Regions from separate parts of the Homo sapiens genome. Here region 1 is linked to region 2. A link is a contact called in ENCODE Hi-C or POLR2A ChIA-PET data. All regions are on one chromosome and are shown on one strand. Each heading gives the region's core, a stretch centred on a gene start or an enhancer-like site at or near the end of the contact. The rest is flanking DNA. Distances are from core to core; before and after follow the strand shown. Region 1 holds the start of TRMT11 (tRNA methyltransferase 11). Region 2 holds the start of FAM184A (family with sequence similarity 184 member A).

The links. A loop is a pair of places that touch in the nucleus more often than their neighbours do. ChIA-PET counts read pairs that join two places held with the same protein, here RNA polymerase II (POLR2A).
Region 1: a map of CD8-positive, alpha-beta T cell shows a loop between it and region 2 (8-fold over the local background). The contact joins the promoter of TRMT11 here to the promoter of FAM184A in region 2. A Hi-C loop is called at or near these places in 1 of 168 maps with a recorded cell type or tissue (CD8-positive, alpha-beta T cell). POLR2A ChIA-PET finds 5 or more read pairs at or near these places in 1 of 52 experiments (T-cell).

Annotation. Positions count from the first base shown.
Region 1 is chr6:125,983,744-125,988,261 of GRCh38, forward strand. It overlaps TRMT11 (tRNA methyltransferase 11), which reads left to right and starts at 2,797. Exons shown (of 13, transcript NM_001031712.3): 1 at 2,797-2,879. The coding sequence starts at 2,808. RefSeq lists enhancers at 2,020-2,850, 2,828-3,317, 2,851-3,680.
Region 2 is chr6:119,076,667-119,081,317 of GRCh38, forward strand. FAM184A (family with sequence similarity 184 member A) reads right to left here and starts at 1,998. Exons shown (of 18, transcript NM_024581.6): 1 at 1,475-1,998. The coding sequence starts at 1,633. RefSeq lists a silencer at 1,872-2,191.

The sequences.
Region 1 (4,518 bases), core at 1,547-4,046, 6.9 Mb after region 2:
GTTGGAAATTTGACCTCAAGTAGCTGAGTCATACTTAAATCAACTCCAGCTGCTTAAGTCTGAATTGGTGCCTCAGAATTCCAACTCATACAGGCTTGTTTCCTTAGAGTAGGCAGTATTATTTCTCTCTTTTCCTAAATTATTTTCATTAAGATTGACAAGAGGGGAGACCCCTCTGGGACATCAAGAAATTCAAACCTCAGTAATGCTCTGCTGCAGTAAAGTTTGTGCAATTCTTATATAACTTATTCCAATAAAATTTTATTCTCAAAACTATTCAGAAGCCTCTTTTTACTAATTGCAAAAATCATAGTCTTAATACATATGAAGATAACTTTTCTCCCTCTTATTGGTGTACAAATCCCTATGGTTCTCTGTGATACCTAGACCCTTTTCAAGTGTTAGATGTTCAGCCTGAGATAGATGCATGGGCAGTTTTGATATTACATGTGACCTCTGCTGCTGGGACCTGTTAACTTTCTATTCATTTCTCTGAGTGTGTCCTACTAGCCTCAATACTTAAGTGGCATATTAAAACCAAAACTCAAAATTCCCCTTTCCAATTTCTGATCCTTACTTCCCAGGAATGTCCTCTGATTTTTTAGTAACAGGCGGCCTATACCAGAGGCTTTAACGTTTGCACAACAGCTGTCTCACAGAAGGAGACAGGTTCTAAGAGGTCTGCCCTAGAAGATGGAACATGGATGGAACTTTGGATCAGTTCCCAGAAGCCAGACTATGAACCTCCTTGCTCCTTACAGTACAAAAAAAAAAAAAAAAAAAAAAAAAGCAAGTCTCTGGATGCAGTTTGATCACCAAATTCCAAAGTCCTTATTCTCCTGCTGCTTCTTAACCACTCTTGTAAGCTCAAGAACTTTGAACAGGTCTGGCTGTGAGTCCCTCAAAGGCAGTTTCACTGATGTCACAGTAGTTCCACACTAACTCTAGTGGCCTGTGCAAGGTTAATCTCTACTTCTCCAGACCAGGTATCCAACAATTTAGATTCATGATGTAAATACTCTCCTGCTGGTTTCTGAGGTGGAGATTTAGTATAGATTTAGTCCTGAACTGTAGCACAAAGGAGCTGGGTGAAAAATCAGTGACACCTGATTCCATTTGGGTTCTCCAGGCCTTGTAGTCTCATTTGTCTCTATATAGCATCATATTAATCCAGGCATGAAAATCAGCAATTCTTTGATATTCTCTATAAAGTTGCCCCATCAAAATTCCATATTAATTTTGCTGAAGATTTGACAAGTTCTGGGGATGGGGCATATCAAGTACTGCACATCATTTCCCCAACATCTCATTGGTTTTCTGTCCCAACCTTGGCCTCTCTTCTCAAATAGTAAACAACTTTTCTTGTCTCAAAGTACTTTTACCCCCTTTTCTGAAGTTTTGGGGTCAAGAGACAGCTATGCTTCTCAGAGTCACTTAGCACAAGTGAACTTGAGACATATTCCTAACAAAAACAGATCTCTTGCTAACAAAAATTCTCATGTGATTTTCTTAAGAAAAATGTCAAGTGCCACTTATTGGCCCCATTCAATATGCCAGATGTTATATTCAACACTTTATGAACATTATTCCACTTAATCCTTGTAACAATCCTTTGCAGGAGGCAGTGTGTTTTTCCATTTTTAAAAGAAAACTCAAGCTCGGAGAGGTTAAGAGCATATACATGGTAAATGGTGGAAGTGAGGTTTGAATCTAATATTGACACCACAGCCTATGTTCTTAATCACTACCACTGCGCATCAACTACGTTTCTGGCACATGCCGCTGGGGATATGCCAGATACATACTCTTTTGCACCTTGTACAATACCACAGAGAAATGCAAAATAAATAATTTTTAATAGGGCAAAGGGCTCGGTACTCTCAAAAGCAGAAATAGCCCAGAGGGAGGGCTTGAGCCCGTAATTCTAGCACTTTGGGAGACTAGGGTAGGAGTATCCCCTGAGACCAGGAGTTCAAGGTTACAGTGAGCTATGATTGCGCCACTGCACTCACCTGGGTGACAGAGCAAGATTGTCTTAAAAAAAAAAAGTCACATATATACATAGAATATGCAATTAAAATATATTTCATAAACTATCTGCTATGAAATCTGTGCCAGTGTGAGCTTTCTCCAAGTTTTAATTTATGGCTGGCTGTGGATTTAGTCCTGAGTCTAACAAATAACACAACCTAATAATTATTGCCTACTTTGAGGAAGATATTCTTTTGGTTTTTGTTAAGAATAGAGTGAACCATAAAAGATTATATCAGACCTCAAGAGTTTATTATAATTGGGTTATAAGGCATGTGCTCTCGAAAAGTTGTTACATAAATACGAAAAATATACTGTTAAATGACTGGCCCAACTAAATCAGTTCCCAAAGCTGTGCTGGTTAGACAAACCTACAAGGAAATGGTGAAATTTCCAAGGAAATGGTGAAATTTCAGTCCAATTTTGAAGAACAGGTTTTGAAGGGCTGTAGAGAAAGCTGGAAGCACACTCCAAGTGGAACGATAACTTGGAAATATACTGTCTTATTATCACAGGCTGCTCCTGAAAGCCACGCGTCCCCGCTCACCAGCTACCAGCGCTGGGAGACCCCTAACCACCAGGCATTCACAGGTGAGGAAGCCCCTCCCACAGCGGCCGGAGTTTCGGACTCGGAGCGCGAGAAACGTCGGGATAGCGCCTGCCTCGCAGAGCTTCCGCTTCCGGCCCTTCAGGCTCTGTCTCTGTGGAGACTGGGCTTTGGGAGGGAGAAAGAGGGACCTAGCGCGGGCCGCGCAGGCGCACGGTGGGCAGCTGCAATGGCGCTGTCGTGTACCCTTAACAGGTATCTGCTCCTCATGGCGCAGGAGCATCTGGAGTTCCGCCTGCCGGTGAGTCCGTAGCGCCCTCCGGAACTTCCGACGGAAGAGGACGCTGGAGTGGAGTGGAGTGGGTGGAGGTGATCTGCATAGCCCGAGGAAGCTGGGATTCGGGGGTCTTCGCTGGTCTGCGCGGGTCACGCGTCCCCAGTCCTCGGGCGGGGTGAGCTTGGCGGAGGGTGTGTGTGAGAGAAGTCCGAGACCAAACCCCTCGGCCTGCTTAAACTTTTCATTCTTTTGCCCGTGTATCAAGTACCGGAGTTAGGCAGGTGAATATGACCGGTCATCTCACTCCCGGAGCTCTTCGTCTAGCGGAGAATAGAGACAGCTAACAAATGCTCAGGCTGGTGTTTGAAGTATTGGAATCTGCGGATCAAGCTCAGTGGAGGGGATGGTGGTGGGGATTAGATGATGGAGAAGTTGAGAAGAGTGTTTTATTTATTCAAGAAACGTTTTCAGAATGCATGTAGTCGAAGATCGGTACGCTGGGCATGTAACGATGATGTAAGCAATCTCTGCCCTCTAGGAGCTTACTGTTTAGAGTAAGGGCTGAGCAGACACATAGGCGTAGAATGACAAAAGAGCGTCGGTAAGTGCAGTGATAGATGCACATGGAAATATGAGAGCACGTGGAAGGGAAATCTAATCTACCTGAGGGGTTGGGGATGTTGGCCTTTAAGAGGGCTTCCAGAGGAGATGACACTTGAAATAAAGGATGAATAGGAGTTAGAGGGCCAAGGAGATAAATCAGTAAATTAGAATTACAAGGTGTTCATTATTACTGGATCACTAGTTATGTGGCAGAGTGGTAAGAAGAGAGCAAGGGAAGTAGATCGAGGCCAGAAAATGAAAACCTTGAGTACCCTGGAGCTTGGAAGGGGGATTTATTGAAAAGCCTTAAGTAAAAAAGTGACCACAAAATTAAATCAGTTTGACAACACTATGGAGGATGGATTTGAAAAGAATAAGACTTGAGCCAGAGACTAGGAGTCTGTGGGAATAGTCTTGTTAATAGATTAAGAAGGTCTGACCTAGGGCAAGGAGTAAGAGGATGGGATAGACTGGGAAAATATTTAGGCCATACAGTCATTAAGGCTGGATTGATTGAATATGTGGGAAAGGGGCACCAGTCAGGTATGACTCCTGGGGTGTATATAGGTAGGAGTGTCTCCATTTAAAATAGAGAACATAGGCAGATGTAAGATTTAAATTTTGTTTACACTGAATTTGATGTGGTTGTGTAACATCAACCTGAGATGACCAAGAGGCGGTGGATATATGAATATGCATAGAGTATGGCAGAGTGATCTGGACTAGTGATAAATATTTGGGAGTCTTCTTCATATGAAAACTAGGAGCGGGGAAGAAATTACTCAAAGGATAAGGTCAAAAGAGTAGCGGGCCAAGTATAGATGCTTGGAAGCATTGATATTAAGGGAAAGTCGGAGGAGGCCATGAAGAAGATGGGCAAGTGCCAGAAGGATGTGAGACCGCAGAAATCAGAAGGGTAAAGTTTTAGGAAGCAGGGACAAATGGATAAATGTCGAATGCAGTTGCTTTTTAGTGAGAAAAGAATGAAAAAGTGTCATTGATAGTCTCAATTAGAAGATAATTAATTGGTGATTTTTGCTAAAGCGAATATGTTGAGTTT
Region 2 (4,651 bases), core at 748-3,247:
GAGAACAGTGGATGTTATGGACACATCATAAGAGAAAATCAGAATAAATATTCACGTGCTTCATTCAGGACATCAATATTCGGAAGATCAAACACTACTGCAGGAAGCCTGGCTTTTAGACTCCAAATGTGTAAATGTTCTGATGATACACTACTATCATTCCTTCTTAGATTTTCCTTTCTCTGAATGCAATACTCTGACAAAAAAGGAAACAAAACACCGCACACCTAACAATTTCTGAGACAGTGCTGAGATCAAACAAAAGACAAAAAAGAAAACTTCACAAGACGTTGGTTGAGTTTTACTGTTATGTACCTGTAACTTTTCTTTTGCTCTTCCATTTGTGCTCTCATTTTGTAGTCCTTTTATGTTATCTTTTCTATCCTCAATCACATTTCTTCACTAAAATCTTTTTATTCTCTTTTCAACCTTTTTTCACTCCTATTTCCTCCTTTCCTCTCTTCCGAATCTCATGTCTTACTTCACTCTCTCAAAAGTGCCAACCAGCAATGGGATTATGTGAGAACTTTACAGTTGAGTCAGACTCAGAGGCTATCTAGCAGTAACCCCCACGATGCCCATCTCTCTTCAGCATACCAACTCTCCTAACAAGCTGTTAGGAGACAGCTTAAACACATTAAGGTATATCATCTTTCTTAACTTTCAGACACCACAAATCACTTCTTACCGATAGGTATTGCTAGATTGCTGGTGAGTTCTAAGCAGAGCAATATAACAGATATGAATTGCTCTTGCTTCACAGATACCAATTCCTTCTCATTATCAACATTAAATTAGAAAAAAAGTTCACTAATTTAGGTACAGTCCTAAACTACACGTGGCCGAATGTGAAAGCTAACTGCTCTTTGAAAATTATCCTTCGACAGACAAACATTGAACTAGATGCAGGCACAGTGTGAGATTCATCTAATAAGCCTTGTTTGACATTTTGTCAGGATAAGGAATGACTCATTAAATGCCCCAAATTGGCACTCAAGGTATGTTTTACCCTCCTACATTCCTCTGAAAGTTGATTCTTCCCTTAACTGAGTAACCAGTAAGATACTGTTTAATTCCGAGTCATATTAGGTAAATACGGTACTGTACTTCAAATGGTACTGTAGTGTGATGCCTCGTGGAGCCCTGGCAGATGCATGGAAGCAACAGTAAAGTGATTTAGTATTGTGAAATAAAGGAACTAAATCCTAATTTGTTCTGTGCTGGTTTAGCCCCAAAGGGCAAGGAGGTGCAAGTCCCTTACGCGCACCGTGCCGCTGTGCTGTCTAGCTTAAATTCATGTTGCCAGCGTTCCACCAAAGTTTGCAGGGTTTTGGAGGTGTCTCCGGCTGTTGCTTCGGCGGAGGAGTAGAGTTCCCCTCGCTGCGGGCGCAGGGCGCACTGCCTCCCGGGGAGACAGGTGAGTCCGGCGCGGCCCGCACGGGGTCGCCACCTGCCCCGTCGCTGCCCCCCTTACCTTGGTGAGCTGGGCGATTTTCTTGCTCATTTTCAGGTGCATCTCCTGGCTGTAGTCCATGCTGTGCCCAGCCAGCTGTGCGGTGGCCGGCGAGGGCGCGAATTTGGCCGCCGAGCCGCCGTAATAGTGCTGCTGCCAGCTCATGCCCGGGGTCGCCATCTTCCCAACAGACCCCAGCCGGGGCACCTGTCCCCGCGGGTGGAGGCAGGCCCGTGGAGCAACGACGCCCGGGAGGCAAGAGTCGCGGCGGCCGCTTCCCGACCCGACACCCGGCGCCCCCCAGACTCGGCCGCAGGCGCCGTCCCACCCGCGACCCCCGGGTCACCCCTGGAAGGGACGGGGCGGTCCCGCCGGCCCGAAGCCGCGGGGACAACGGCGCGGGGCAGATGCCCGGGGTTGGGCGGCGGCGGCCGGGGGCCGGGCCAGCTCTTGGAGGCTCCTCGGCCCGCGCCTGGCGGAGGCGTCGAGGACAGCGCAGCTCCGCGGGTCCCGCTCGCAGCCCGCACCGAGGACTCGGCGAGGCTGCGGAGGGAGGAGGAGACGGGGCGGGCTGCGGCGGGGATAGGCGGGGACATGGAGGAGGACGCGGGAGCCGCCGTTACCAGGGCGCGCGCGGGGACGGCGACGTCATTTCCCCGCAGCCAAGCCCCGCCCAGCCCCGCGCAGCCGCCGCCGCCGCCGCCAGTCCCGCAGCCCCGCGGCCAGTGCGGGCGCCTCGCGAGGTCGATCCGGGATCGTGCCGCCAGTGCTTCCCCCGTGTGGCGGGGATCCAGCAGCCCAGCCCTGGCGGCGATCCCCGTGCAGCGAGCGTGAGGCCTGACGTAAAAAAAAAAAGTATCCCCAAGAAGACGGTGCTGTAATCACCTTCGGTTAGCAGAACGGGTGTCGATTTACAGACCCTTTCCACATGCGTCCTCGTGTGTGCAGGGCCCCAAGAAGTGGCTCTTCCCCAAGAAGAGAGGCAAGCCCAATCCAGAGACATGAGTAGTGAAGTAGCGAGGATTCCCTGCCCTGACCTTCCTTCCAATGGCACACAAGTGACCGTGACACTGTCTTAGCCGCCCCCTCCCACCCCGAGTGCCCGGCCACTGCCCCCAGTTCAGTGCTGAGTGTATGTGTGGAGGGAACGCTCCTTTTCAGTCAGCTGGTGGAGCACCGCATAGCTACTTTCCCGCGGTGGAGCCCAAGACAAATAGATATGAAACTACTTGGCTGGAAATAAGTAAGAATAGGATCGGAGTGAAAGTAATGGTAAAAAAAACAGAAGATGGAACAAGACATCAGTGCTTTAAGGATTTGGAGCTGGGCCAAAATGTGTCATAACTTGTGCATTTTCGCCTTCATAAATGTGTTATTCCCTACTGATTTTCTCTTAACATCTCTACCCCTGCAAGTCAAATGATTTTTTAAAAAAGTTTTTGTATCCTGCATTGAAGCATGTGAGTCATTTTAGGGCATGGATAATACTTTAAAAACGTAGAATTGTACCTGTTTTTTTAAAAATCGTATCTCCACGCAGTTTTGCAGAACCAAATTCCCCAACTCCATGTGATTTCTTTTTAGCATGCAAGTAGCCAAAATATAAATCTGAGAATATTAACAAACTAGAGAGCCGAATTTAACAAAGATTGTCTGGATGTGACAACATCTAAACAAGGTGAAGGTTTAATCGGACCCTGAAATACTTTAAGATCTGTTGGAATTCCTGAAAGGAAACTTGAAATTGGCTCTTTTCCCAGATGCTAGGTACTCAGTCCCCCTTAAATAGACCTTCCAGGAAAAATGTTGTCTAGTTCCGAGGTTCTGAATGGAGCATATGGCCAGAAACAAATATCCTACAAATGTTGCTCCTTAAGCACTAATGATCAAATAAAATTAAAGAGAATTAGAAACTAGTGCTATTTCATCAAATTCTAGGCATGGAAGATTCACAGTCATTTTAGAACTCATGTTCTTTACGTTCTAAGCAGAAATGTATGCTCAAAAGACTCTCTGTTTCACTAAATTTGTATAGCCAAGTCTTGCTAGGACAAAGATATTTTTGTTTTTGTCACTATGATAAAGTGGAAAGAGAATAAGACTGGAAATAAGGAAATGAATGTGTAGCATTAGTTGAGTCACCCAACCTGTTCACTCCTCAAGTGCTTCCACTGAAAAGAGATGGTGTTACCAGCTGCTTCCAGCTCGGACTTGGTAATGAGAAGTTAGGACCCTGGTCCACTGGTAATTCACTCTGAACTCCATCACATGAGTTTCCATCATCACTATGTAGCATAGCCCAAAAGGACCCTTTTCTTAAATACTATGCTCAAAAGACATCCACTGTCACTTCATGAATTTAATATTTTTCCCCACGACAATGGGATAAAACAAGACACAATTAAAGTTATATTTAATTATAAATAATGAATAGAAACATAATATACAGGTCGAGTATCCTTTATCCAAAATGCTTGGGACCCAAACTGTTCTGGGTTTCAGACTTTTTAGGATTTTGGAATATTTGCATTATACTTACTGGTTGAGCTTCCCAAATCCAAAAATCTGAAATCCAAAATGTTCCAATGAGCAGTTCCTCTGAGTGTTGTGTTGGCACTCAACATTTCTGGTTTTGGAGCATTTTAGATTTTGAGTTTTCAGATTTGGGATGCTCGGTTGGTAAGACACCCTGTATTAGTCTGTTCTCACATTGCTATAAAAAAAAACCTGAGTCTTCATAAAGAAAAGAGGTTGAATTGGCTCACAGTTCTGAAGGCCGTACAGGAATCATAGAAGCTTCTGCTTCTGGAGAGGCCTCGGGAAACTTACAATCATGGCAGAAGGTGAAGGGGAGGCAGGCAAAATTTACATGGCTGGAGCAGGAGGGGGAAAGAGAGCGGGGAGGTGCTACACGCTTTTAAACAACCAGATCTCATGGTAACTCACTGTCATGAGAACACCACCAAGTGAATGGTGCTAACCCATTCATGAGAACTTTGCCCCTCAGAAAACTTACAACATGGAGGAAGGTGAAGGAGAAGCAAGACACATCCTACATGGTATCAGGTGAGAAAGAGAGAAAGAGAGACAGGAACTACCAAACACTTATAAAACTATCAGATCTTGTGACAGCTCACTCACCATGACAAGAACAGCATGGGGGAAGCCACCCCCATGATCCAATTGAAACAGGAAAAG